Linked DNA regions of Mus musculus: regions 2, 3, 4 and 5 are each linked to region 1. The links are chromatin loops, found by intact Hi-C in ENCODE. Cell type or tissue: heart. All regions are shown on one strand. Links, peaks and the distances in the headings refer to the core of each region. The heading gives the core; the rest is flanking DNA. Region 1 has its middle 36 kb from the start of Ptp4a2. Region 2 holds the start of Spocd1. Region 3 overlaps Col16a1 (collagen, type XVI, alpha 1). Region 4 has its middle 4.4 kb from the start of Tmem39b. Region 5 holds the start of 1700108I11Rik (a long non-coding RNA gene).

Region 1 (5,776 bases), core at 495-5,494:
ATGCCCTCTATTGGCCTTAGCAGGGACCAGGCACACATGTGCTGCACATACATACATGCAGGCAGCAAATCACCCATACACATTTTTTTTTCTATGTAGCCCTGGCTGTCCTGGAACTCACTCTGTAGACCAGGCTGTCCTCGAACTCAGAAATCCGCCTGCCTCTGCCTCCCAAGTGCTGGGATTAAAGGCGTATGCCACCACCACCACCTGGCTCACATTTTTTAAAAACAAAAAACAGCCTGGCATGACAGTGCACACCTTTAATCCCAGTGCTTGGGAGGCAGAGGCAGGTGGATCTCTGATTTTGAGGCCAGCCTGGTCTACAGAGTGAGCTCCAGGAAATCCAAAACTACACAGAGAAACCCTGTCTCAAAAGAAATCAATACAAAACAAAATAACTCATACACATAAAATTAAAATAAATAGTTAGGCACGCCTTTAATCCCAGCACTCCAGAGAGAATGGCAGGCAGATTTCTCTGCGTTTGAGGCCAGCCTGGTCCACATAGCAAGTCCTAGGACAGCCAGGGCTATGTAGAGAGCTTGTGTCTCAAAAGCCAATAAATATTATAAATAGATAAACATTAATACAAATTAAAAAAAATATGTCAGGCGCTGGGAGTGGTGGCGCATGCCTTTGATCCCAGCACTCGGAAGGCAGAGGCAGGCGGATTTCTGAGTTCGAGGCCATCCTGGTCTACAAAGTGAGTTCCAGGACAGCCAGGGCTACACAGAGAAACCCTGTCTCGAAAAACCAAAAAAAAAAAAAAAAAAAAATGTCAGGCATAGAAGCACATCTTAGTTTCTGCACTCATGAGACAAAGGCAGGCAGATCTCTGTGCACTCCAAGACAGCTAGGTCTACATAGTGAGATCTAGATACTATATATATATATATATATATATATATATATATATATATATATGTGTGTGTGTGTGTGTGTGTGTGTGTGTGTGTGTATATATATATATATATATGCACACACACACACACACACACACACACACATACATAAATATGCTTTGTGTGTGCCCGTGCATGTCTGGTGGGGTGACGGGGCACCCACATGTCTCTGTATGCACGCAATAGTCACAGGATGACTTTCCAGACTGCACTTCTGTCTTCCACTGTACGGGTTCAGGGGATCAAACTCAGGACACCAGGTATGGCTTAAGCCATCTTGCCATCCCAGGCCACAGTATTTTTAAATAAAAATAAGCATGAACTGGAACTCAAGATGTTATGTTGTAGAACATAGCGTTTGTCTGAAAAAAAGATTTAAGGTAAAAAATGTAACATAACAAATAGCTTCCGGGCTGGAGAGATGGCTCAGCGGTTAAGAGCACCGACTGCTCTTCCAAAGGTCCTGAGTTCAAATCCCAGCAACCACATGGTGGCTCACAACCATCCGTAATGAGATCTGACGTCCTCTTCTGGTGCATCTGAAGACAGCTACCGTGTACTTAGATAAAATAATAAATAAATCTTTTTTAAAAAACAAAAAACAAAAAAAACAAAAAAAAAACCCAAATAGCTTCTTCCTGTTTTTACACTCTAGCCCCACCCAGCCTCGCAGAGCACCTGCCCTCCCAAACATTCATTTTTCTCTGTCTTTGGAGCTACTTGAGTAGAAAAAGAAGTATGAAGCATATATGTAAGACCTGTCCTGAGGCTTCTAATGTTAAAGATATTGACAGGGATAGAAACCCACAGCATAGTCTCCAAATGAAAAAGCAGGTTTCAAAAAGATAGTCAAACCCATGACTGGTGCGAGTCTCAGGTCACAACACATCAGGTGATTTTCTCTTCCGTGTATTTTCCCATATTGTTAGAAGGTTCTATAATGTACATGAAAAATATTACTAGCTGGGCGTGGTGGCGCATGCCTTTAATCCCAGCACTCGGGAGGCAGAGGCAGGTGGATTTCTGAGTTCGAGGCCAGCCTGGTCTACAAAGTGAGTTCCAGGACAGCCAGGGCTATACAGAGAAATCCTGTCTCAAAAAACCAAAAAAAAAAAAAAAAAGAAAGAAAAAAAAAAGAAAGAAAGAAAGAAAGAAAGAAAGAAAGAAAGAAAGAAAGAAAGAAAGAAAGAAAAATATTACTAAGGTATTTACATAGGGGGGCTAGATACCTTGATTTTATTTTCTCTTATGTTGTCCTTGTAGTGTGTTTAACCAGATTTCCTCTGATACATCATCACTCTTCTGGAATAGGAGAGTTTACTTGGTTGCCTAGTCATCTGGGAGGTTGCTTCAGGCAGTAACCTTTCTTACAGGGAAGAGTTTCCGTGAGCCTGGTGGAAACGCTAAATGGCTCACCAGTGCCCTCTAGTGGGAATAATATTTCAGTGCCATTTAGCTAAATAACTCCTGTATTCCAACAAGCCAAGGTTATCCTCAAAGGCTGATTTCCCGTTGACTGTCATCCCTGCAGTCTGAGCGCCTGATGCCAGCCAGCATCAGGAGATCAGAAACCAGCTCTCAGATAGATCATGGTCTTGCTTTACCTAGACTAAACCCAGTGGCTGCAAGCCAGTGTGAACATTATCTGCTAGAAAGCAGGGGCTCCTAGATGCTCTTTAATAACCATTAAGAGAAAAAAAAAAAAGACAGCTTTCTTGACTAGTAAAGAGGTCTGGTGGTCAGGGGTGTGGACAGTAGAAAGCAGGTTGCAAGAAGACACAGTCATTCTAATCATGAAATCGTTACCTTTGTGTGGACTGGAGAGATGGCTCAGTGGTTAAGAGCACAGGCTGCTCCTCCAGGTTCCCTGGAGGATTCCCAACACCCACATGCTGGCTCAGGATCACAATTCCAGGAGATCCGATACCCTATTCTGGGCTTTCTGGGTACCAGGCATGCATATAGTATACCACACACACATGCAGGCAAAGCATTTATATACACAAAATAAAGTACATTTTTTTGTTGTTGATGATGTTGTTTGTCTTTTGAGACAGGATCTCTCTATTCCATAGCTCTTTCCTGGAGTCAGAGCTATCTTATCTATGTAGACAAGGCTGGCCTCACACTCATAGAGATCCATCTGTCTCTGCCTTTTCCTCCCTGAGTTGCTTTGGTCATGGTGTTCTATCAGCACAATAGCAACCTTAACTAAGACAAATAAAAATCTTGTTTCATTTTGTTTTGTTTTGTTTTTTTCAAGACAGGGTTTCTTTCTGTAGCCCTGGCTGTCCTGGAACTCACTCTGTAGACCAGGGTGGCCTCGAACTCAGAAATCTGCCTGCCTCTGCTTCCGGAGTGCTGGGATTAAAGGCGTGTGCCACAACCCCCAGCTTAGTTGTATTTTTTTTTTTAAGATTTATTTATTATTATATCTAAGTACATTGTAGCTGTTTTCAGACACACCAGAAGAGGGCGGCAGATCTCATTACTGATGGTTGTGAGCCACCATGTGGTTGCTGGGATTTGAACTCAGAACCTTCAGAAGAGCAGTCAGTGCTCTTAACCACTGAACCATCTCTCCAGCCCTAGTTGTAATTATTTCTATGTGTATAGGTGTTTTGCCTGCATGTGAGTCTGTGCTCCACAGGTATGCCTAGTGCCCACAGCAGCCAGAAGAGGTCATTGGATCTCCTAGAACTGGACTTCTAGATGTTTGTGAACCACTATGTGGGTGTTGAGAATTAAACCCAGATCCTCTTAACTGCTGAGCCATCTCTCCAGCACCTTTCAGCTTTATCTTAATCAGTTTGGAAATGGACTTGGGACTCCTGCCAAATAGATGAGAAGCCTGGAAGTTTAGTTTGGTTTGCTTTTTTTTTGGGGGGGGGGGTTACTGGGAATCAAACTCAGAACCCGATGCTTGCTATCTATCACTGAGCTGAGCCCCAGCCCTCTTTTCACATTTTCTTTTTGGTTTTCCTGAGACACTGTTTCTCTGTGTAGTCCTGGCTGTCCTGAAACTCGCTCTGTAGACCAGGCTGGCCTCCAACTCAGAGCTCCGCCCAGCGCTGGAATCAAAGGTCTGCTCCACCACCACCCAGCTTTCTTTTTACCTTTTTATTTTGAGACAGAGTCTTACTCAGTTGCCTAGGCTGGTCTTGAACTTGTAATCCTCCTGTCTCAGATTCTGAAGCCACTAAAGATGTTAAACCTGTGCCACCAGGAGAAGACAAAGCAAATCAGGCGACTAGAGCCAAAGGATGGGGGACACTCTGTTGGCCTAGGAGCTTGTTCCTAAACTCAAGCCTCAACTGTTGGATAGACTTGTCTAAAGTTTATGGCTCAAGATCAGGTATATGAGGCATATATATATATTTCTCTCTCTGCCTCCCTCTTCTTTTCTCCCTCCCTAACAACCAAAAGAATCCTTATTTGGCAAATGTATCAGTCAGGGTCCCAACTGAAAACAGATGGTGCACTCAAATTAGAATAATTTGAAGAGGGTTTATTCACAACAGTGTGGGTGGGTGTGGGGGAACTCAGAAGGGGTGGTGCGGTGACCCGAGGCTACAAACAGCTGAGGAACTGTCACTACCCTGAGGCCTGAGGGGATAGGGGAGCTGGTTACCTGATCCCTGAGGGAGAGAGGGCCTGCTCAGGAAGGCCAGTGACTGTCAATCAAGGCCCATTCCAGCCTGGGAAGGAAGAGCAATGAAAGGGGAAGCCCTCTGGCACCTCTTGCCTCAAACTCTCCTCTCATTGGCTGAGTTTAACCAGAGGGTAAAGGGGCCTGTTGGTGACACATCCTGACAGAACCAGACACAGACTAGAGCCAAGAGGAGCCAAGGGTGGACCTGAAGGAGTACACAGAGTACAGCTAGAGTTCCCAGAAAGGAGACAGCCTGCCTCGGGTCCCTCTCACAACCCTACACACTGGTCACGTGGAACCTCACGACAAAATGTTTAGTTATGTTGGCCAGGTTAGACTTGATCTTGAGTCCCCTGTCTCTGCCTCCCCACACACTAGGATGGCATGTGCCACCTCATCTCACTCACAGACCAGAGTTCTGGAAGTGGCATAGAGCCCTGTGGTCCTTAGAGATGACCTATTGAAGGGCACATTCCAGATTCCCAGAATCTAGAAAGAGGCCATTTAACCAGCCTCATTGACTTTGCAGGGAAGAGAAGGCAGGCAGCCCAGCTCCTCCCTTGGCCAGACAGCCCTGTGCTAGCTTCAGGCTGTGGCTTTGCCAGCTCCATTACCCCCCCCACAGAATCTCTGTCCTCAGGCCTGTGTGGCCCCAGTCACCAGCGCCACCAGACAGCAACTTCCCTTTCTCTCCACAGGAGATGTCTGCTTCCTTCTGCAGCCAGTCAGAGAGGCTTTTGGGATTCCCCACTGCTGGCAGGGGTCCAGTAATGCCCTGAGGACAGGGCCGAGCTGCATCCGACTGTCTCATTTGGTCACACAGATACCTGTCCCTTCTTTTCTCCCCAAACATTTAAACATTTATTCTCCTTGCTGCCAAAGTGAATTCTGATACCTCTAAGAGAATGGCCCTCATACCTTTCCACAGTCTTCCTTCCTTCTTTCCTCCTTCCCTCCCTCCCTTCTCAGTGCTGAGGATTAATCCCAGAGCCTCATAAGGAAGTGCTCCTCTGTGCTGCCCCCTCCCCCAGCGGGCTCTCAAATCCAGCTTAGCACCCCTCAAATAGCCCTTAGCACCTCCCCTGAAGGCCTTCCTCATTCTCAAACAGAAGTACTTCTGCATGCAAAACACCTAATAATAGCAGCTAGTGTTTATTGCCCATCTGAGCTAGTTGCCAGAAGGGAGACATCTCAGTCCACATAGGAGCTTTGTGAAGTA
Region 2 (5,776 bases), core at 488-5,487, 140 kb before region 1:
CCCAGCACCCACTTCAAAGTTCACAACCACCTGTGACTCCAGCTCCAGGATGCAGCGCCCCCTTCTGGCTTACACCGACTCCTGCACTCACGGGCATACACTCCTACACAGACACACAGGCAAAGTGAATAATAAACAACAACGAAGCAGAGCAAGTGTTTTGAGTCAGGTGTAGTGACACATGCTTGCAATCTCACCATGCAGGAGTTGAAGGGTCGAGGGTCAGAAATTCAGACCAGACTTGGCTACATTGGAAGTTTGAGAATAGCCTGGACCTTGACCTACCATCTCGACAAAAGCCAAAATATAGATGCTTGCAAGAATAATATCACAGAGTTGGGATAAAATTATCCTACAAACAAGGATAAACACATAGGCAGCTCATTGCCTCCTGTCTCAGTGTTACTAATGAGCTCTTTGACCCTGACTGGTCATTTTATCTCTTGGAGCCTCTGTGACCAAATCAGTGCAATGGGTATATATCATCAGTGTTTACCTCAGAAGTTGTACAAAGATCTCAGATAACACACTCAGCACCTGGCATGTTGAACAAGCTTAGCCGATGACATTGAATGCGCAAGCACACAAGACAAACTTCCTGGGTTTGGTTCCCACTGTCACTTCCTTTTCTTTGCTTCATATAATTATATCAAAAGCATCTAGCACATAATACACGTTCAATAAATATAAAAGCAATCGGTTATATGGGAAAAATAAGTACTATCTTCCACCCCTGGCTTGTAGACATTAGATATGGTTATTAACAAAATTCATATCATAATTAAACAGACAACGAATGCAGAGAGAAACAGTGACAAGAGAGAACACGGAAGGATGGAAGCCCCGACTCCATCCCTGTGTGAACTTGGAGAGGTCTGTTAATTCCCCCGAGCCTCAGTTTCCCCATCTGGTAAAGTGGGCTAATTCTTGTCTTGAGGGACTATTACTAACACTATAAAAAAAGCAAACATCACTCAGGTGGCAGAGGCAGGCGGATTTCTGAGTTCGAGGCCAGCCTGGTCTACAAAGTGAGTTCCAGGACAGCCAGGGCTATACAGAGAAACCCTGTCTCGAAAAACCAAAAAAAAAAAAAAAAAAAGCAAACATAATGGAAGTGGAGTGACTTACCTCCCATCTTGAGCTAGACACTTTATTTTATGTCCTATCTCATTATCCCATTAAAGAGGGGTGTGTATATCCTTTTTATTTCAGACAGGGTCTCACCAGGTAGTCCTGGTTGGCCTGGAACTCACTTTGTAGACCAGGGTGACCGCAAATGCATAGAGACCTACCTTTGACCTGCTTCTGCCTCCAGAATGCTGGAATCAAAGGCATTTGCCATCTTACCCAGCTTATTATATATATTATTAATCTTATTGAATGAGAGAAAAGTTATTAAAGAATAGTGGGAGGCAATTCCTCCAGGAAGTAGGCTAGAGCAGGATTTGAACCCAGGACTTGCTGCCTCTAACAGATAATGGGCCCTCACAGGAACTCAGTAATGTCGTTTATTTTTTTCCTTTCCTGACTCTAGAATTTCAATGTATAGAATCTGGGAAGCTGGGCTTAGTAAGCCACACACCTGTAATCCCAGAGACTGAGAACCTGAAGCACTAGAGTCAAAAGTTCAAAGCTACTGTAGGCTACAGTGAGTTCAAAGCCAGCCTAGGCAACTTAGTGAGAACCCCATATCAAAATAAAAGGGGCTTGGGGGATGCGGTTTAGTCATAGAGTGTCTGTTTAGCGTGTGTGAGGCCCTGGGTTCAGTCCCCAACAAACCAAACAGAACAAGTCCGAGAGAAGACGCTCAATAAGAGACACTGGAGTTTACTTCTGTTAAGTGCCACACCCAGCCATCCTACCCTAAACTATCAGCTTCAACTTACCAGTCTGGGAAAATCCTTTTTACTGGCTCCCTCTGCGTGATCCTGGCTTGAGTCATCTGGACTTGTCCAAGGCCGCTTCTTCACATGTGTAGGTCTTCTCTGCTCTAGGGGTGCACCATCGAGCCCACCCAAGGGCTCTGGGGAGCTAGCACAGGAATTGGCTGGGGCAGAAAGTCCTTGTTCCAGCTCCATCCTGGACCCTGACTGGGCCTTGTCCTCTGGCCCCACCGGGTCAGGTGGAGTGCCAGGGCTGCCAACCACAAACGCGGGCTGTACTTCCTGCTGATCTGTAGAATCCTCAGTCAGCACCTCTGGGTACAGTGCTGGACTCTGAAGAGGCTCCTGGGTGACCAGACTAAGGGGCTCGCCTCCAAAGAGCCCTGGGAATTCAAAAAGGTGATCAAGGCTGTCTGGCGCAACCCCATCCTTAGAAAAGAGCATGTTTTCAACCTCGGTTTCTACAGCACATTCCACCCAACTTCCACCTGGCTCTCCAGGCTCAGTGTCCTTAGAAGAAAGAAGCCTTGGGGGACCTGCAAAGGCCTCTGGAGAAGCACACTCGGGAGGGTCCCCATCTGGTCTTTGACCAAACCTCAGGGAAAAACCTGACTTTTCCTCCTCCTGGGGACAGATTCCACACTTCCTGCATTTCCTTCGGAAAGGGGGCAGGACTGGAGATGGGGGCGGGCCCTTTGCACTGAGCCCCTCTTTGCTGAGTGTAGGATCCTCTGGGGAAACCATTCCTTCGACAGTGGTGGCTTGTCTAAAGCTGGGGCTGCTGGCCTCTTCCATTCCTGCTGGCCCCTCTGTACAGACCAGTACTCTATCTGGGAAGTCCAGTGATGTACCACAAAGACTTCTGGAGCTTCCAGTAGCCAAGAAGTCACACAGAGAGTCCTGGAACCTAGACAATGTCCTCTGTCCACCAGCCCTGGCTAAAAACTTGTCAACAGGCCTATGTGGAAAAGAGGGAGGTCTCAGGGAAAGCCTGACTGGGTAGTCCTCCCCGGCTTGCCAACTCACCTCCTAGACATGCTCCCTCCCCCGACCCCCACTCCTCGCACTAGTCTGCAGAAGGGAAGCTATCCAGATAGGGCCACTCCTCTGAGCTTCCCAAGAGCTTTTTTACCCTTTAAGCTTTCTGCTTAAATGAAAAAGGGTAAAAGTCACTACTTATCAGTGACACTGTGAAATGAGGTATCTCGCTTCACCCTAGCTGGTTCAGAGACTGCCCAAAAGCACACAGAGAGCAGAAAAGAGGAGATTCTCCCAGAAATGCAAAAGCCAGCTCCACACGGAGCAGAAATCTCAGCCCTATCTATACCCCACTCCTATAAACAGGACTCTGAATCAAGCCAGTCCCTGAACGCACTAGGACCTCCGACCTAAAGCTCCAACCGCTTACATCTGAGCTGCTACAGCTCCTTCTCCTTCTACTCCTGGGGGGCCGGGGGGGGGGGTTGAGGGAAGAAGCACGTGATGCGGAGAAGATGGTCCTGGATCCAAGGGGTGGGAGGCAGGACCTGGTGGTGCCCAGCAACGGCTCCCTAGGGGTGCTGGCGTTCTTGTCCAGCAGGAGGCGCTCGCTCCCTGCCGAGGGCTTCTGGGAGGAGGTGCCAATCATTCTGCCTCCACGCGACCGGGCGGGGTGCGGGGTGCGTGGGCAAAGGAATCGCAGACCCCCCGGATGCCGAAAGCTGCCTAAGATTGTAAACAGAGTGGAGGAGGTGTCTGAAACCCCTGGGGATTGTTAAACTCAAATCTGATTATTTTTCCTAATTAGATATTTTAATATTGTCTGGCATACAATATATCTAGACACACATGTGCCTTCTAGTCGAATAGAACGTCAAGAAATAGAAAAGTTTAAACTTCCTCTCATTTCTCAACCCTCTACTCTGTGGAACTTTGGGGTTTTTCTTTGTGGTCGATTTTGTTTGCCTGATTTCATAGCTATGGGTGACACTCCCATGCACATATCACTTGGCTCTTAAAATTTAAAAACCAAGTGATATGGCACTTAATAATCCATTAATCTATTAATTATTTATATTTATTGTTAATAGTATAATTAGTTGTTGATTATATATATTATAATTTATGATTAATTAGTTATTGATCCCACATGTGGTGACTTTATTTACTATTCTTTCCCCCCTCCACCCAGTTTTTAGTTTTTGAATATTTTTTAATTTTTAAAAATTGAATGTATTGGGCATGGTGGCCCATACCTTTAATCCCAGCACTCGGGAGGCAGAGGCAAGCGGATTTCTGAGTTCCAGGCCAGCCTCGTCTACAAAGTGAGTTCCAGAACAGCCAGGGCTATACAAGAGAAACCCTGTCTCAAAAAAAAAACGACAAATAAATAAATAAATAAATAAATAAATAAATAAATAAATAAATAGGAGGAGGAGGGAGAAGGAAGGGAAAGAGAGAGAGACAGAGAGAGAGAGAGAGAGAGAGAGAGAGAGAGAGAGAGAGAGAGAGAGAGAGAGAGAGAAGCAAAGTAAAATGTGAAGTCTGCCCAGCACCACCCTCTGCCTTTGAATTCAGAGGCCAGCCTGGGTGTATAAGACCCTGCCCCGAATTAAATAGATACAACAAATAAAATACCAGTTGCAAGGGATTCTGGGAAGCCACTTCCACCTCACCTCTTCCCAAGAGAGCAGGAAGGCACACTGGAATGGGAGAATGGAAGCAATATTTGAAAATATCTTTCATCTAATTAATATGTCAATTGCTTTCTCTCTCTTATGAATTTTGATTTGATTTGGCCTCATGAATCTCAGACTGGCCTAGAAATCAGTAAGTAACCAATGGGAGCCTTAATCTTCTCACTTCCAGGGTGCTGGGATCACAGGTGTGGACTACCACAGTGGTTTATGCCATGCTAGGGATGGAGCTAGGGTTTCGGGCATGGTGGGTAACCACTCTGCCCATTGAGCCACATCTCCAGGCCCTCAGTGGGTATTTTTAAATATCAGTCATGTGTTAAAAATACCCCATGTCCGTGGGGTATTTTTAAATCTCACATTACTATTGTGGATTTATGTGTCTAAATTCCTGCTTTAGATATTTCAAAACCACTTTTTAAGAAGCATTCGAAAAATACTTTTTTTTTTAAAGTATGGAACTCAAGGATAATGTTTGTCTTAAAAGCTTATTTATTTCAGCGTAATTTCCAGCTTGGGAAGAAATAAAGGTGCAAATGTATATATTTCTAGAATCTCCGTGCATGCCTCGCCTGCTCTCCTGCTTATTTGCTCTGTGTGTTATCAAGGAACACTCCCTACAGCTCAGCAGCCGGCCACAGGGCTGTCTGCTAAGCTCTGAATCCCCTGTGACCTTTGGGTCCCAGGCTCCAGCTTGGGCACTGGAGTGTCCTTGGCTCTGCCATCTCCTGTTCTAAGGTGTCCTTGTCACTCCTTGTTTCTCACAGCCTTGAACAGTTGTTGAGGGGGACCGTACTCCTCTTGCACAGTGCTTATCAGCTGGGGTTTCTCTAATGGCTTCCTCCCGCATTCGGCCTTCTTCAGAGTGCCACTGAGGGGAAGTGTCTTCTGTCACGTCCTACTGGGGCAGGTGACAGCTCCCAGTGACATTAACCTTCACCACGGGTAGAGTGTTTTCCGGATTTGGCCACGGCCAACTTGCTATTTTAAGAGTGTTAAGATGGAGAGAGGTAGTATTTTCAAAGGCTTTTTCAAAGTGGCGTTCTACAACGTCAAACAGAAAAACAATGCAGCCGGCTCCTCCTAACATTCTGCCTTTGCTTTCTGTATTTTCCTTGTTCCACAATTAATATATATGATAGAAAATTTGTTTGTTTGTTTGTTTGTTTGTTTTGAGACGAGTGTCTCTATGCAGCTCTGATTGTCCTAAACTCAGTG
Region 3 (5,776 bases), core at 208-5,207, 300 kb before region 1:
GGCCCTGGTTTGGAACAGATGGTCAATAATTGCTTATTGACTGACTGAATGGCTCGTGTCTGGTAAGCAAACATGCATGTGCCCGGAAAATCCAAAAGGCGTTGGAAAGCAAAAGCCACTTAATTAGATGAGTCCAAAGCCCTGGCATCTCCGCACGGCTGGGGCTCCTGTGGCCACCACGAGCTTACCACATCCCCCTCAGTGACATCCTAGTTCATAGAAGCAGAGACAAAAACAGTTTAACTCACAAGATGCCCTGGGGGTCCTGGTCGTCCCTGGGGTCCCATGGCACCGGGCTCACCCTGCAGGATCAGAAAGAAAGAGGTGACACAGAAACTCACTCACCTGCACATCCGTGGCTACTTTCAGGGGAGAGATGAGCAGAGCTTGTGGTGGTGCCATGGAGGGCTGGACAGAGCTCTGAGCTTTAGACTCTAGCCTTAAAGGCCAGGCCTGCCTTTTGGGTGGTTGTCCAATGGTGCTCTTAGGGAGGGGACCAGTTATAACTGTCAAGATGGGGGGCCGGGGAGCGGGCGAAATTTCACACCAGAAGGCCAAGGAGAGAAGTCAGCCACTCTAATGCAGAAAATGGGAAGATAATGCAGCAGAGAGGCTACATCTCAGACTTAGTGGAGCCCCAGGCCGCATGACCACAGAACCCCAGTCCTTACCTCTGCCCCTGGCCGGCCACTGCTGCCAGGAGGACCGGGTTTTCCACAGTCACCCTAAAAGAGAGAGGTGGCAGTTTGGCTTGGTATCCCCACCCCCACATTGACCCTGGATCAAGGGAGCTCTGACATCTTGCTCTGGCTTTGGCCAGAGGACCTCTGATACTCTTCAAGCTGGTGGGTGTCAGCATCCCGACCCAGTCTGCTGGGCCCTGGTGGCCTCAGGAAGCCAGGCCTGGAGTAGCAGCTCAGCCAGGGGTCAGGTGGCAGGCAGTTTAAACCCAGGCTGGGCTGCCCAACTCAGGCGTTGGGTCTGAAGAGACCGGGGAAGTCTGTTGAGCTGAAGTCCTCCTTCTTACCTTAGGCCCAGGGAGGCCAGGATGACCTGTTTTCCCCTTGAAGCCCTGGAAGGAAAAGCAGGGAGATGTGGTGCCCGAGATCTGATACCCGAGATGCCCCCACACCTTCCTGCGCAGGCTATATCAGTAGAGTCTATTGCAACCATAGCATGAGGACATGGAGGCTCCGAGGAGAGCCGGGAGGGGGGCTCAGAGCTCCCGGCTCCTTCCTTCAGCTCAACTTACTGGAGGTCCCATGAGTCCGGGAGGGCCAGCAGGACCTGGGTCCCCCTAGGGAAAGAAAAGGAAGCATTGAGGAGGTTTGATTCAGCCCTGACCACACCCACTCTCCGCCCCACTCTGCTTCTGAATCTCCATCCCCAGGATTTGCTGGGAACCTTAGATGGGACAGAGGGAAAAAATCCCAGTCTGGCTCAGCCTCTGACTGACTGGGGACTGTGAACGAGTCCCAGCCCCTCTGTGGGCCTTGGTTTGGTTTCTTTTTGTTAAGGATGGGAAATGACCTTGATAGCTCCACAACCCCCCCCCCCCCCCCCGCTTTGCCATGTTCCCATTTCTCTGATTGCCCAGAAAAATCTCAACCAAGGAGCCAGAGCCTGCTTAGGCCTGTCATGATTACAACCTTATTCTTTCCAGAATACAGCCTACTTCCTCCAGCTGTCCAGGTTTCGGGATCTAAGTGGTATCTCTGTCACCATCCAATTCACTTAACCTGGCTAAGTCTATTAGGAGGCATGAGAGACTCAGGGGAGTCTGAGGCCAGCCGGGAGGAGACTTGGATACCCTGATTAAAGGGCGACTCCAGCTCACCTCATCAGCAGGGAGGGCTCCTGCCTCCCATCCAGCCCCATCTTACCCTCAGGCCAGGCTTGCCGTCCTTCCCGTCCAGTCCGTCCAGCCCAGCAGGGCCCTGCGCACGAGAAAGGCGTGGCTAGATGCTGCTCTCGAGCTTAGGAGGAGGGAAGTCTGACCCAGCCCCATGGTTGGCTCCACCTCTTACCCAACTCACACTGTTACCACAACATGCACACACACTCACACAGGTACTCCATCCCACATGCCATCGGGCCCAGAGGCCACACACTCACCTGAATCCCGGGAGGGCCGGGTGGCCCAGGGGACCCAGGCAAGCCTGAGGGACCTCGAATCCCTTCACTGCCCTGAAACAGGAACACCCAATGAAGTCAGGGCCAGGGATGCTAGGGGGTCCCTGGGAGTCAGGACATCTGGCTTCCTGTCCTGGTTCTACGTTGACTAACTAATGTATTCCACACAGTCTCCCTAAGAACCTGTGTCCTCACCCACCAAGGCCCCTTTCCCTCACGGCTCTATGGGGAGTGAGAACTTGCTTAAACCAGCCCCTTCTCAGGGTTGTCCCAGAGGCCGGTACATGTGTGTGTGTGTGTATGTGTGTGTGTGTTTAATTTATATTGTGTGTGGGCTTTCATGCCTCAAAGTGGGAAAGGTGAGGAGATTCCTGTACTCCAGGGTCTCATGGTCCCTGAGGGCCACATGCCTGCAGTGAAACACCACATCAGCTTTTCAAGGATGGAGCTGCAGATCTCAGGGATTGGGGTGGAGGCCCATGGTGGCCAGGCCTTAGGGAAAATGTCACAGGAGTGTCACCAGATGGTGGACTCTGAAGATGAGTCCCTGGGATGAGGCAGGAGGGAAGCTAGAGGGGACCTAGGAGAGAGAGATTTGGAAGTGGTCCCATGCCTGTGACCTGGGTGTCAGGGCCCTTAGGGTAGATGGACTGGGAGATGAGGCTGGGGAGGTGGGCACTGGACCTGGAGGGGCCCCACGTAACATGTGGCACATAGTCAAGAAACAGACCAGTGGCTTTGACATCGCTTCTCAGCACCCTGGGAGTTGGTGGGGGACCCTTGATCCTTGACCCTGGGAGCATAAACTAGGTTTCTGGGCCAGAGGATAAGATTCCAGAACCTTCTTCCAGGTCTTATCCAGAGCTTCCTCACTTGTGTCTGTACTCTATGAGGTTGCACGCAAACTTTTGTCTAATAAAAGGCTCAGGGACTGTAAAACCACCTGCAAACAGCCATATAGCCATGGAAAGCCCAAAGCAGGGAATTGGGGAGGAGAATAGGAGTGTGGACTGAGAGGTAAGATGCTTAAGGAAAGGTTGCTGTTTCCCCTGGGCAGCGGAGAAGCTCTGCGGCAATGGACAGACACAGCTACAGGGCAGAAAGTCGGGGGTGTTGCAATACCGCCATTGACCAGGAGGGGTCAGCACAGTTCTAGCCAATGTCAGCCTCGCTGAGAGTTGAGATGAAGCACCTCTATCCAGCAGTGTGGGATTCTCTGCAATGACCAGCCTAAGCAGGACTTGGCTACCACCTCCATCCTTCACTGGGAAGGCAGGCATGAGAGGGAGCTGACAGCCACCATAGGTCCACCTACGTCTGATGGGCACAAGCCTGGGGAGGCGGCAGAGGGACACTCATCTCTGATGCTAAGACAGTGTGTGCCCTGGATGGCTCCCTAACTTTTGGGTCTTCCAACTGTTTTCTTTTCCTCATTGTACAGTGAGAGGCTAATGTGTGGCTTCAGAGAAGAGAGGCTCCCAGAAACCACAGCGCCCTGTGGATGCCTCCTCCATCCAATGCTTAGAAATTAAGCCTGGGGTCTCCCCCAGCTCCTACCCAGTACATAAGGGAGCCCCAGCTTCTGCTGAGCCAGGGACGTCACCTCCAAACTGCAGCAGGGCTATGTGCCTAGCTTATCACTGTAGTTCTAGAGTCAGTCCTGCAGAGTTCCAAGGCTGCTGTCCCAAGATTATCACAAAATCACAGGTGACCCTGTGTCTTCGGGGCCCTTGAGGACAACCTACAGAGAGAGGCAACCCCTCCTCCAGGTATGCCTCCATTCAAGGGGTCCCAGTTTCATTCGTTCCCTGGCTCCTTGCCCCCTCTGCTTCCCCTTGAGAAATGAAGCTGGCTGAAGCTGGCCTGTCACAGTCTAGTTACCCGCCTCTACCAGTCCTGTGCCTCTACCCCCACCTTGTTTATGCCAGTCTCCTGGCAAATGGGAGCCCAGGCTACTCAAAGGCTGAGCAGGGGGGTAGGGAAGGGAGGATTAGGAGAGGGCGTGGGACCATCCACAGAGCCATCCGTTGGTGAGCACAGCCTGACAAAGATGGACTTGTCTGTGAATTTTCTCAACAGTGGCAACAGCTGCTTGGCTTTGGCAGAAGTGGGGTTCGGCTCACCTTCTCTGCTTGGGGGCCAGGTGGGCCAGGAGCTCCAGCTTTGCCTGGGAATCCTGGAGGACCCTGTGTCAATGAAGAAGTGGGCAGGGCTGGAGGCGGGGCTTCTTCCCCCTACCTTCTTGGTGGGCGCCATCTATCTGCCTGACCCTCCGTGGTTACCTGGCTCCTGAAATCTATCACAGCCACTTGGACTGTTTCTCCCACCCCCTACCTCCCTGGCCCAGGTCCATCTTCATCCGGCAGGCCCTGCTCCTCCCAGTGGGACCGCCTTACAGGGAACTTCTGTGTCTTTACTCACCGGTGGGCCTGGGAAGCCTGGCTGGCCTTGAAATCCCTAAGGGAAGAAATGAGGAGGTCAGCCCCCCCTTCTTGGACACTTGGTGGAAAGAGGAACAGGCTGGGGTAGCCTCAAGTCTGCAAGCTTTGTCCTTGTCCTCCAGTCTGTCCTAGATGGGCAGCAGGTGAAGTCCCCTCAACCTCCCAGACAATGCTCACCTGGTCACCCTTCTCTCCAGAGCTCCCCTGGGGGCCTCGCTCTCCTCGGGGACCCTGTTGCCACAGAGGAGAATGCAGATGAGAACCCAGTCTTCCTGTCTCTTGGGCCGCAGGGAGAGGCCAGGGCACTCCCCCACCCCCACCCCCACTCTCCACCCCACCCCACCCCACCCCACCCCGTGCCCGGCACTCACCGCTGGACCTTGGGGACCTGGAAGGCCTTCAGATCCTGGTGGGCCCTGGGGACGCAAAGTAACAGAATCAGTCACTCAGAAACATGAGGAGTGAGGCCCTGGGGGTGGGCAGAGCACGAGGTAGGGGTGTCCTCTCCACCTGGCCCTTCAGTTCCCTGGAACCAGCCCGCTAACTAATCCTGCTACCTCCTGGCCTACAGCAATCTGGCCAAAAATTATGAGCTAATCTCTCTTGTGTAGGTCCAGCTCTGACTGTGTCACTCGCTGGCTCAAAAGCCTTCCGGGGCTCCCCTCTGTCTAATGAATGAGGCATACGCTTCCCACTGAGGCTGGGTTTACAGGCATCCTGTAATCTATCACCAGCCACCCTTCCCTGCTTCACACCCCTCTCCCTGCTCCCTCCGCTATGCTTTCGCTCTGTGCAGACTGCTGTACCCTGAACACGCTCTGTTGGGTCGCACCCTCGAGCCTGGGCATGGCTATTTCCTCTCTCTGGAATGCCCACCATTCACCTCTCCTTCCATGTGTCCTGAACCCTCAGGAAACCAATGCTGTCCCTGCCAGGACCCACCCATGACCTCCTGCTCCGTGGACCTGGCACAGCTCCATCCTCCCCTGATCCTCCTTGGGGAAGGACCCCCTTTCCCTCTTCTACAGCATCATCATGCTACCCGAGCCCCACTCTGCTCAGGGCTCTCAGCTCTCAACATTCTTGTCTGTGTCTGTCTGTCTGTCTGTCTGTCTGCCCGTCCGTCCATCCATCCATCCATCCATCCATCCATCCATCCATCCATCCATCCATCCATCCATCCATCCATCCATCTATCTTTC
Region 4 (5,776 bases), core at 556-5,555, 84 kb after region 1:
CATAGCTTCCAGTTCCTTAATTTTCCACTTTGTGTCTTTGCAGCTGTCAACAGAGCCTGGATCCCAGGAGCGACCTGCTGTATAGAGGCTGGCCTGGGCCATAGAAACCCAGGAGAGGAGTCAACAGTTGTGTTTCACCCCACCTCTTGATCTGATTTTCTCACAGAAAGCCAGGCAGGATCTGCTACTTAGGAGTCTTTAGTCCCACATGGAGTCCTCAGAGCTTCAGGGGCTCAGTGCTAACCGTTCAACCTACTCAAGGCATTTTAGTAGGAGGGGCTGGGGCTTAACGTGGTGTTTGATCACTTCACTTGCACTTGTAGAGGACCTGGGTTCACTTTATCTTACAATAAATGAATGAATAAATAAATAAACAAATAAATGGCTTTAAAGAGTTGAAAGGCAGCAGACATCGTAGCGCACACCATTAATCCCCGCACTCAGGAGGCAGAGACAGATGGAGTTCAAAGCCAGCCTGATCTACATTGCAAGTTCTAGGACAGCCAGGTCTACACAAACCTGTCTTGAAACACCAAAGACCAGGGACTAAATCCCTGGTGTGGCTCTCCAGGTCAGAACACTCAGCTCCTGTGCTATTCCCGGTCTCTTGTTTCTGCTTAGTTTCCCATAGAATGTTCTGGAACATACTACTATATATGCCCCCCACTGTCACACCTTTATTGGAACCTATAGCCTGGGTGCCCTTGGACATTCCAGAGGACTCCCAGAAAAGAAGGTCACCCTCTGTAATCTGTGAAGGAAAGTTGAGAATCATTTACTTTAGGTAAGGCATTTTAAACTCTGAGCCTGTGTTCGTCTTTGTTAGCACTTGTCCACAAGTTCTTGAAGGGTGGGGCTGTTCTGCATCCCCTCTGTACTAAAGTTTTCAAGTATCTGCCTCTGCATGAAGCGTTCAATAAAGGCTTGGTCAAGCGATGAACGGTGACTAGTTCTACCTACTAGCTTCTGGGCCAGTGGTCTAGCCTCAGCCTTTCTCTTCGGAGATTGTAAGTCATGTATAACCTCCAGGTCCAGGATAGCTGCTTGAGGGTCACAGCCGGTTACAGGGAAGCTCAGAGTTGAAGTCAAACATCTTGGCTTCAATTCCAGTTCATTCCTTTGGTGTTTATTCCATAAGCGATTTCTCTCCCACTGAAGGGGAACCCGAGAAACGTTTTAAATCTGAAGAGCTGGGCAGAGTACAGCCCCAACATTCTTCCTTTCTTTCAGGCTTATTTTTAGAAATTCTGTCACAGCATCCACCTCCGTTACTGCTTAGCATCCTAGGGATCTTTCTCTTGAGAGGTCTGACTTAGGGTATTTGGCTAACCCACCCAGCTGCCCTGCTTGTCAGTCACCTGCAAGCTGAGAAGGATGACGTCAGCTTTCCCCAAGCCTCTGGACTGCTCTGAGACATAAATATTTTAAAAGGGCCTTTCTCTCACCGTTGCCAGGGTGATGGACTCTCAGGGGACGAGTGGGAGTGTGGAGGCAGGACGGGCTCTGGAAGGGTGGGTGTGAGGCCTGGCCGCCAGCCAGGACTAAGCTCGGGAGGGGAGGCTGGAGCTGTGCCTTGCGTGCCTCTCCTTCGTTGAGCCCTTAGCTGTTAGGATGCTTCCAGGCCCGTCTCTGGGCTCAGATGCCGTTTGGTTTTTGGTAAGTTGACGTTTTCTGGGCCTTGGTTTTAACATCTCTTGGTGTTGGAGGAATCTCGTCTTAGTGCAGGTAAGTGGAAAATAAAGAACGTGAAAGTATTCTGTGTTTGTAATGCTGTGCTTCCTTTGCTAGTAAATCCTGGTTAGAGAAACTAGATCCTGTTGCTGCTTTCTGAGGACCCAGCCTCCCTGTAGTCCAGTCTGGCGTCAAACTTCTGCTTTCTGAATTCTGGAACTGCAGGCATACACTACCGCCACTGTCCTCTGTTGGACTCCTAGTGCCACATGGATGCTGCTCCCACATAACGATATTCTCGCCTTCACTTCAGCACACGTACGGTGATGTTACATTGAGATAGTGTCCCACTTTAGTTCAGACTGGCCTTGAATCCTGGCTCAGGTTCCAGCTCTTACTAATAATTTTTATTATTTTAAGATAACATCTCCCTTTCTGCCCTGGCCTGGCCTAGCCTGGATCTCATACACAGAAATCCCCCTGCCTCTACCTCTCAAGTGTGGGAGTCGGGTGTGCACCACGGTGGCTGCCCCAAGCACCTAGCTAGACTATGTGGATAGCACCAGGGATTCTAGTTGGGTAATAATTTAGAGTCAGAGTTCATGGGTGTTAGGGCCTAAGACACACAGACACGAGTTTAGACTGTACACCTGCCTGGTCATCTTGCTTTGTCTTACGCCACACGCCCCAATCTTAGCACGTATCTGAAAAGGAAACTGGTTTCGCGTCCCTGTTGCTTTGGGAACTCCTGTTTCTTTGTATGTGGCTCCCTCTGGCGGGTGTTGATGGTAAGGAAGTAAGATCAGATATAAGACTGACATACCACTCTGAGAGAATGAAGTGGGGCAACTCTCCCAACTCCTAATGACAGCCACCGGAATTGTCATACACTGTGTCTCTGCAATCTACCCACAATCTAGTCCCCACAATAATGAATAGGAATTAATTCTAATTCTCAGACAGATTTGAAGACCTGGAATCAAATTCTTTGCAGCATTTAGGATCCTCAAATGATCTTACCATCTTACCAATCTGTTTTTCTAGCTTCAATTATTGTCTTGGTTTTATTTACCATTAATACAAAATGCCCCAACAAAAGCAGGTCGGGGAATGAGTTTATTTTATCTCACAGTCCAATTGTAGACCATATGATAATCAAGGCAGCGGTAACTTGAAGCTGCTAGTCACATCCACCGTCAGGAGCAGAGAGGACAGATGCGTAACACTCATTTTCTCCTCAGTCCAGGACCCAAACCTCGGCGTGATTAAATGAGTCCTCCCTCTTTGTTGACATAATTAAGATAGTATAGGCCAACCGGATCAAGAAAATGCCTCTTTGAAATTCTTCCCCAGCTATTCCAGGTTGTGTGTCCGGTTCACAAAACTAATCTCAAATATGCTCAAGCCGACCAGACTCTTCTGGAGGAAATGCTAACTTGAAGCATTGTGCTGCCGGGTGGTTGTTGGCACACGCCTTTAATCCCAGCACTTGGGAGGCAGAGGCAGGGGGATTTCTGAGTTTGACGCCAGCCTGGTCTACAAAGTGAGTTCCAGGATAGCCAGGGCTACAGAGAAACCCTGTTTGGGGGGGGGGGAGGAAGCATTGTGCTGTGTCCTGCCCCTTCAGACTACAGGCCTGTCAAAACAACATGGGACCTCAAACTGGCTAGATGGCTCAGTGGTTAAGAGCACTGACTGTTCTTCCAGAGGTCCTGAGTTCAAATCCCAGCAACCACATGGTGGCTCACAACCATCTATAGTGAGATACGATGCCCTCTTCTGGTATGTCTGAAGACAGCTACAGTGTACTTACATATAATAAATAAAACTAGATTATTAAAAAAAAGAAAAACAAAAAATCATGAGGCCTTTGCTTAGTTTAGCTCAGTGTTCAGGCTGGCCATTGCGGCAGAAACTTTTAATCCCAGCAGAGGCTAGATTTCTGAGGTTGGAGGCCAGCCAGGACTAATGAGTGAAACCCAATCTCAAAAAGCTTCCCAGTGGCTTGCTTTGTTATTATCTCTGTAAAACATAAAATGTGAAGTTTGACAAGAACATAGGTATGAGGGCTGATGTATGGAAGGGCTAACCACACAAAGAATGAAAGTGACCCAAGAGATTAGAACAAGAACACCCTTGAATGGTCTTATATTAATCATCTAAAATGTCTTTGGGAGACCAAATCACTTGGCAGCTGGGGTGGCTGCAGGTGACATTTCTTCAAAGCCTTTGCTTTCATCAGCCATCACAAGGAAATCTCAAGATTTCTTTCTTGATAGCTGTAGTGTATATACTATGAAAACATCTCATTTTACCTCACTTAGATCACTAATTCCCCCTCCCCTCGAGCCAGCCACTTGTCTGGAGTTGCAGGGCTGTTGGAGTGCTTTGACTTCTCAATCATTTGCCCACTGGAACTTCAAGAAGACTCAGCCACAAATGGACTGAGGGAGGCAGATTTCCCAGGGGAGAATCATCTTTCTTATTGGAAACAATGGATGTCCAGCAAGCGGTCATAACAAAGCCGGTTGGACCCATGGGTGCCCTTGCTGTCTTACACTGAGTTGTAGGTATGCCAAGTCAATTCAGTAAATATTTCCTGGGAATTCGCTATGTACGATGTTCGTATTTTTTACACTGTAGATTCATAAACATTACCAACTCCACAGGCAGTTACCAGATTCAAGAGATGTTTCATCCCGTATGGTACAAACACACTTTACAAACCAACAAAAGACCATGCTAGAGATTAATCCCAGGGCCTTCCAACAGACACTGGACCATTCAACAAAACTTACTCATCTCAGAAACCAGGTCTGACCCCTCCTAGGAAGTTGTTTTCATACTATCCTCTGCCTACTGCTAAAAGGGATCGTTCAAAACATCCTGTTTCTTCATTCAGGTGTAGCAATTTGTTATCTCTGTCCCCAGGATATAGCAGTAACTGAAAATATGGCTAGGTGTCACCCACATTCCCGCAGATGGCCCGGCTTTGGTGTATGTTTGGCGCTCACAGAGACTGGAGGAGAGCATCAAATCCCCTATACTGGATGCACAGACCCTTGTGACCTGCTGTGTATGGGTGTTGGGAATTGGGTTTGGGTCCTCTAGACTCTGCTAAGTTGTGCTAACCAGTGAGCCATCTCTCTGGCAATTTTCTGTGTTACTGTGTGTGTGAGGTGAGGTGCCAGTGCCCTCTGAGACCAGCGACAGGATCTCCTCCTGTATCCTAGTTAGGTTTCTATTGCTATGATAAACACCAGGACCAGCCAGGCATGGTGGCACACGCCTTTAATCCCAGCACTTGGGAGGCAGAGGCAGGTGGATTTCTGAGTTTGAGGTCTGTAGAGTGAGTTCCAGGACAGCCAGGGCTACACAGAGAAACCCTGTCTTGAAACAAACAAACAAAAACCACCAGGACCAAGAGTAGCATGGTAAAGCGATTTCTTTCATTGTAAAGTTATGGTTTCTCATGAAGAGAAGTCAGCAGGAATCTGGAGTCAGAAACTGAAGCAGAGGCCATGCGGAGAGGTGGCACTACCCACAGTGGGCTGAGCCCTCCCACATCAGTCATTAAGAAAATGCCTGCATGCTTGCCTATTGGCCAGGCTGATGGATGCAGTTGTCATCCCCACATTACTTACCCTCCTTTTTACTTCTTAAACATATCAGGCTGAATGTCCTTGCATTATTCCTCTGTCTAGAATCTTCCCTCTCCCCCAGATACTTCCTCTGACTCATTTCAAGGAAGCCTGCTTTCTTTCCCCATCCTATTTAAACCTGCATCTGGACACTCCCGTTTTTCCTTTCATCCTGCTTTCTCTTCTAATATACTACTAGGGGCTAATATACTACAGAATTTACTAATTTTCATGTCTGTCTGCCCTTATAATTTAAAATCTGTAAAATCTATAAATATCTTCTAATTTGTTTGATTAATATGTGTCAAGCATTATGATAACCTGTGAAGTCACCAGACAATTAAAATTGCTTGTGAGGAGCCGGTGTCATGGTCGTGGTGCTCGCATTTAATCCTAGCACTTGGGAGTTAGAGGCTGGTGGGTCTCTCCTTTCGAGGCCAGCCTAGTTTACAAAGTGAGTTTCA
Region 5 (5,776 bases), core at 351-5,350, 66 kb before region 1:
GTTGTAAACCAGGCTGTTCTCAAACTCGAAGAGATCTGCTGCCTGCCTGTGTCTTCTGGGTGCTGGGATGAAAGGCATGCAGCACAACTGCCCAGCTCAATGAAGACTTCAGTGGCATCAATCCCACCAGGTAGACAAATCCAACACTAGGAGAACCCACCACTAAACTAAGTGCAACAGAACTTCTGGTGGTCTTTATAGGAGTAATCCCAATGAAATAAAAATTCTCACTGGGAGACAGAGAGGGCAGTGCATGCCTGAAATCCAGCACTTAAAAGGGGCCGGAGGATAAAAATCCCAAATAAGACGTCTGGTCTACATAAGAAGTTATAGACCAGCCTATAGAGACCCTGTTTCAAAAATAAAAAACCCAAACCACAAAACAATCTATGCTGGAACAGACTCAAAGGAGAATGTAAGTTTAGTTTTACTGTAAATTAAAGAGAAATTTAACTGTAGTGTTCAATTCCCAGTACAGGGTGTGTTTCTGTGTCAGAACAAGGTAGATGTGAAATCAAAACGATTTGTCTTTTGTATGTGTACACACTTGTGTGTTACAGCACAGGCTCCAAGGATCAAACTCAGGCATGGTGGCCATCTTGCCAACTCCTCAAACCAAATAAAGACAGGTTCTCTCTACAAAGCCATGGCTACCTTGGAACTCACTTCACAGACCAGGGTGGTCTTAAACTCAAGTGATCTTCCGACCTCTGCTATCCAAATAATGCCAAGATTAAAGGTTTATACCACCAACTCCAGCTTTTTTTTTTTAAAGATTTATTATATGTAAGTACACTGTAGCTGTCTTCAGACACTCCAAAAGAGGGCATCAGATTTCGTTACGGATAGTTGTGAGCCACCACGTGGTTGCTGAGATTTGAACTCTGGACCTTCGAAAGAGCAGTCGGCGCTCTTAACCACTGAGCCATCTTGCCAGCCTCAGCTCTGACTCTTATCATGCAATAAATAGTATGTTTATAAGTTGGTGGGAATTATGTAGAAAAGTTAATGAAAAGGGTATCAGAAAAAGGCACTTAAATTTGAACCTTTAATCAAATAAGGGATGAGATTTAAGAAGATGGAAATGCTTGCCTTAAAATTAAAAAAATAAAAGGGAGGTGGCTGGAGAGTTGGTTGGCGGTGTGAGTGCTTTTGCAGGTTCTGCAGAGGGCCCACGTTTCTTCAGCAGTAGTTCCAGGGGATCCAATTCTGTCTCTTGGTTTCCATGGATACCTGCACACATGTGGCACACACACATCAAATTTTTCTTTTCTAAATCTTAGAAATACTATAGAATGGGACCCTTTACACTGGGTATGTTGGTAGTAGTAACTAAGACAGTGGCATTGCGTGCCCACCAGAGATGGCTGGGTAAGGTGTAACCTGGCAAGCTTCTTTCAAAGCTTTGGTGTGAGCGCTGGGACACACTGGCCAGGGCACACTGTGACAGTGAGAGGACAGCTTTCAGCTGTCATTGTTGAGACCATCCAGCACTATCACAAGCTGGCTCTGCTCGCTCTCTCTCCTCAGGAGTGCTGGGATGACAACTATCCGTAGCATCCAGCTCTCTCTCTCAAGCACGGGCTCCAGGGATGAGCTCAGCCTTTTTACCCGCTGAGCTGTTTTCCAGGTTCCTTGTTTCTGGGTTTAAAAACCAATTAGAACTAAAGTAAGGAAGGCATTAAAGAAGTAAGAACCCCCAAAGAAAAAGAGCTAAATGAGGCAGATGTGGCAAGTTGGAAAGAGCACTAAGGTTGACACAAGGCCATGAAACTTTAGATGCATCGGCATGGTCAGATACACAATATCAGAGGAGCTGAACCAAAACCAAGTTCAGCCAGAGTGAAAAGACAAAGCATGCCATTTAGAGCCAAGAGTAATGATCATAACCAACCACAGAAGTTAAGAGGGCTAATGCAAGGCACAAGGTTAAAACCAAGCAATGTGACCCACGGCGCCTAAGTAGCACAGCACAAAGCTGTCCGTTGTAACTGCTCACCAAGATGGACTGGCTCTTGCCATAAAGCCCAGGGTAGCTTTGAACTCCCTGGTCCTGTCTAACCTAGACAGGACCAAAGTACTTAGGCTAGCATCACACCCAGTCTCTATCTGTAGCCAGACTTTTGGCTACTTTATGGTTTTTGTTTTGGTTTTTTTTTTTTTTTTTTTTTTGGTTTTTCGAGACAGGTTTCTCTTTGTAGCCCTGGCTGGCCTCAAACTCAGAAATGTACCTGCCTCTGCCTCCCAAGTGCTGGGATTAAAGGCATGCGCCACCACTGCCTGGTGGATTCCTTTCATTATCACCCTTCTCCCTCCACCCCCAACTCTACCTTCCAAGCCCCTAACACTAGGGAAAAGAGGGCATTGAGGCACCAAGTTCCTTGGTGCAAGTTTGTTCCAGTCAGGATATCCAATTTCTTTTCATTTCTTTACCCACAACCACTTGACAAATAGCAAAAGTGGTTGATTGGATCTACCATATATATCCTTTCAAAGAGTCCCTAGAACTGCGAATGTCAAACACATGCAGAAACCACCTGCAGCTGGTGTAATTGCTCCCCTGCTGGAGCATGAAGCAAATCACAACCAGCTGTTGCGGACACTCTAAAGCAGCTCCAAGTCCCACATAGGGGATTAAACATTCCTGACACATTTGTTCTTAAAGAAACCAAAATTCTCATTGTACCCACTAAAACTTTGTTTTCTTTAGGTTGAAGTCCTGCTTAAATTTATCTAGTTTACCAGTGACTAAAGAGAAATTCTATGATACATTAAAGCAGCTAATTCTCCACTTTAAAGACCTCACAGAGAAACCCTGTCTTGAAAAACCAGAAAAGAAAAGAAAAAAAAAAAAGTGTAAAAAGAGCTGGGCAGTGGTAGCACAGGTATTTAATCCCACACTCAGGAGAAGGCTGAGCAAGATGGATCTCTGAGCAAGATGGATCTCTGAGTTGGAGGCCAGCCTGGTCTACAAAGTGAGTTCCAGGACAGAAAGAGCTACACAGAGAAACCCTGTCTTGCAAAGCCCCCTCCCCTCCCCAACCCACCCCACTCCCCCAAAAAGGTTTATTTAAATCTAAGTTGTAATACATTATGCAAACCTATAACAAAAATGAATTCCTTAGAATGAGATTGGTCAAGTACATACTTACTAAATACCTCTCACTTCACCTCTCTAACGTATCCATTAATAATGGGACACAAATCAGACCTTGAGAATGCCAAGCAGAGAAAGGAGAGCAAACATGAACTGTTTAGGAGTGGGGAAGAAATTCACAAAAAGCATGTAAAATATGTTTTATTGTTCTTCAAAAGGGTTCAGGGTTTGGTTGTAAATCAGGCTGCACACCTTCTGTCAGTCTAACCTCTCTCACAAGTCAAACTGGCTTCAGTTAGCAATACTTCATTAAATCCAAAAGAAAGAGTTTTAATTTTGATGGGGGGAAAAAAAACGTCCAGTTCTGAGAACAATTAACATTAGTCTTCTTTAAGACAAAGGGCTGCTTTATTCTCCTTCACACACCCTTCTCCCCAGAACCAGGAATGACACTATCTCAGGCAGGCTATGCTGGTGGACACCTGCATGTGCAGACCCCCATGGGAGCTATTGTGCTCGTGAACAAATACACACACACACACACACACACCAAAATTCTAGCATGTCAAGTGGAAAAGGTTTGGGTGATATTGATCAAAACCCTTGAGGAGTCAACAGTTAACCTAAACTTTTAGGTAAGAAATTTGATCTTGAGTCTTTGTTAAAGAAATCTATTGTCATGCTCCGAAGTAACAATTTCTGGATTATATCATCATTTTTCAACTTTAAAATTCTAGAAACAGTGTCAAAAGCATTATTTTTCATTTTCTGGGATGAGGCAGGAAGGTATTTGCATTTAGTTAAAAATCAAAACAATTGCATCAACAGTAAACAGGCAACTCAGAAAGCCACCAACATCTGGGTACTATCAATGAGATGTCATCCATCCTGCTGGCCTGACGATCAAAATCCAGTGATGGCTGCACCCAAGGCTTGTAGCAGGGTACTGCTGGTTATAAACACTTAGGTGAAGAGGGTACACAGAGGTGCCCCTCCATTTGCTTTGTCTGGTCAACTTCTGCAAACAAGGAAAAACAGCTTTTCTGTATCAACACACTGAGCAGAGACCCCACACCACTGCCACATGATGCCGTGAGCACATGCTGCTCCCTGGGCTGCCTACTGTTGCTCTTCCACCCTGTTACAGCCTGTGGACACAGACTCACTAGGCAAGGCTAGCTCTGACAGTGATTTTTCTTTTTGAATCTCAGAAGAATCTAGTGTTAACAAGATGATAGGTGGTTACACTGAACTGTACAAATAAAACTGTACAAGAATAATTTGGAAAACTATAGGCATTTCTCAAGACCAAAATACAATGAATGTTCTGTTGCTCCTTTGACTATTTCTGAAATCGGTCCTAAAATTTTAAGATACCACTTTTCCATGACATTGTTAGATAGCAGATCCACAATCCAGTCCTACACTTGTAGAAACATGCTAGCTCTCCTGGAAACACCAATGGCCTCCAGTCATCTCTGCAATAAAGTTTCTAGGAGGCCCACTTGTTTCACTGTTGGGAAAAAGAATTCTCTCAGCTAAATTACAGGAGAAAGACTCTGTTTAGGATGTCATTTCGTCACCATTTATAAAACCAAAGGTTCCTGGCTACCTCTCACACCCTAATGGTAGATCAGGGGCACAAGGGGGTTAAAAAAAAAAACTAATATAAGCATCCATCATCAATAGACTAGAAACAGCCTGGACCACAGAATATATGCGCCACTGCCTTTTCTTTGCTTTTATTTTTATTTATTTTTTTGTTGGTTTTTTTTGTTTTTTTTTTTTTTTCCCTAAAAGTGCCCAGGTGGGCTTAAGGCTGCCAGACACACGCACATCTACAGCAACAAAGGCTGCTTTCTATTCCATCTATGTGGATCAGGAGATGGGAGGGAGGCAGGAAGAGAGATGAGGAAAATCTACCTCCCCCAGATCCCACCCACCACAAGGAGACCTATGTGCCAAGCATAATGGAAGTGTGTGCTCCCAACAACTGGCTCCACACTGGTTAATATTCTGCTGGTTTTCCTCAGACATCTATTTTGAAAAAGCTTAAAAAACACAGGAGATTTTGAAATAATTCAATCCTGGCAGAAATCAAAACTAGGAGCAAAATCATCTTTCACTAAATTAATCCCCTTTCCTTTCTTTTTTCTTTTCTTAAACATTTTATTCGTGTAATAGAGGGATTTCTTTATCGTTTGCCTTCTTCTCAATCATTAGGAGTTGAGGAGTACTGAATCCATTACTACTCTGATGACACAGGTAAGAATCCAGATTCACATTTCCAGGTACCAAGAGTTCCCTCTAATGCCACGATCCAGCCAGCCTGCTTCTACTTCTACTGAACACAGCAGTGCCCATTGGTATCTCTGAAGCGTAACCGCATCTTAGGTCGGTACTTCTCCAAGTAAAGCAGCTGTTTGGAATTGAATGCTCCTCTTCTTTTTCTGAAAACATAAGAACAGCACACTATCATGTAGCAAAGAGCTGTAGAGCTTACTGACGTGTGCTATGTCTAGAATAACACTTCTAGTTAGCTCTCCCTAGCTGAAAGCCTACATAGTTTCCATAGCACATTACTTTACAAAGCTGAAACATCAACTTTTTTTTTTCCTTTTGTTTTTCCAAGAAAGTGTTTCTCTCTGTAGCCTTAGTTGTTCTGGAATTTGTGGTGTA

Evidence for each region. Hi-C counts contacts between places; a loop is a spot of excess contacts. Peaks named below come from ENCODE experiments on the same cell type or tissue, not always from the same donor. Only the 100,000 strongest peaks of a DNase experiment are listed, where the experiment ranks them.
Region 2: a loop joins it to region 1, with 7 times the contacts of the local background. A loop is called at or near these places in 40 of 42 quality-filtered maps.
Region 3: a loop joins it to region 1, with 5 times the contacts of the local background. A loop is called at or near these places in 19 of 42 quality-filtered maps.
Region 4: a loop joins it to region 1, with 5 times the contacts of the local background. A loop is called at or near these places in 18 of 42 quality-filtered maps.
Region 5: a loop joins it to region 1, with 3 times the contacts of the local background. A loop is called at or near these places in 22 of 42 quality-filtered maps.

What each region holds. Positions count from the first base shown.
Region 1 is chr4:129,781,906-129,787,681 of GRCm38, reverse strand. No RefSeq gene overlaps it. Among named protein-coding and RNA genes, the nearest start is that of Ptp4a2, 36 kb to the left of the region's middle. In heart, for the core only: a CTCF peak has its summit at 3,363 (motif pointing right); DNase peaks (open chromatin) are centred at 2,371, 4,651 and 5,241; H3K27ac peaks cover 1,249 bases.
Region 2 is chr4:129,926,314-129,932,089 of GRCm38, reverse strand. Spocd1 reads right to left here and starts at 3,323. Exons shown (of 15, transcript XM_017320505.1): 1 at 3,292-3,323; 2 at 1,887-2,841. The coding sequence starts at 3,293. In heart, for the core only: no CTCF peak of the experiment used is centred there; DNase peaks (open chromatin) are centred at 3,459 and 5,429; H3K4me3 peaks cover 796 bases; H3K27ac peaks cover 3,053 bases.
Region 3 is chr4:130,085,033-130,090,808 of GRCm38, reverse strand. Col16a1 (collagen, type XVI, alpha 1) reads right to left here. Exons shown (of 70, transcript NM_028266.5): 52 at 4,946-4,990; 53 at 4,752-4,805; 54 at 4,555-4,590; 55 at 4,257-4,319; 56 at 2,116-2,187; 57 at 1,884-1,937; 58 at 1,253-1,297; 59 at 1,028-1,072; 60 at 672-725; 61 at 249-302. Among named protein-coding and RNA genes, the nearest start is that of Gm46871, 8.7 kb to the right of the region's middle. In heart, for the core only: no CTCF peak of the experiment used is centred there; a DNase peak (open chromatin) is centred at 3,278; H3K27ac peaks cover 409 bases; H3K27me3 peaks cover 4,518 bases.
Region 4 is chr4:129,698,328-129,704,103 of GRCm38, reverse strand. It overlaps a transcript of Tmem39b not described here and a transcript of Khdrbs1 not described here. Among named protein-coding and RNA genes, the nearest start is that of Tmem39b, 4.4 kb to the right of the region's middle. In heart, for the core only: CTCF peaks have their summits at 2,447 (motif pointing left) and 3,450 (motif pointing left); DNase peaks (open chromatin) are centred at 1,463 and 2,403; H3K27ac peaks cover 1,368 bases.
Region 5 is chr4:129,847,485-129,853,260 of GRCm38, reverse strand. It overlaps Ptp4a2 (protein tyrosine phosphatase 4a2), which reads right to left. Exons shown (of 6, transcript NM_008974.4): 6 at 3,258-5,547. The coding sequence ends at 5,439. 1700108I11Rik (a long non-coding RNA gene) reads left to right here and starts at 30. Exons shown (of 2, transcript XR_868199.3): 1 at 30-130; 2 at 561-758. In heart, for the core only: a CTCF peak has its summit at 2,552; no DNase peak of the experiment used is centred there.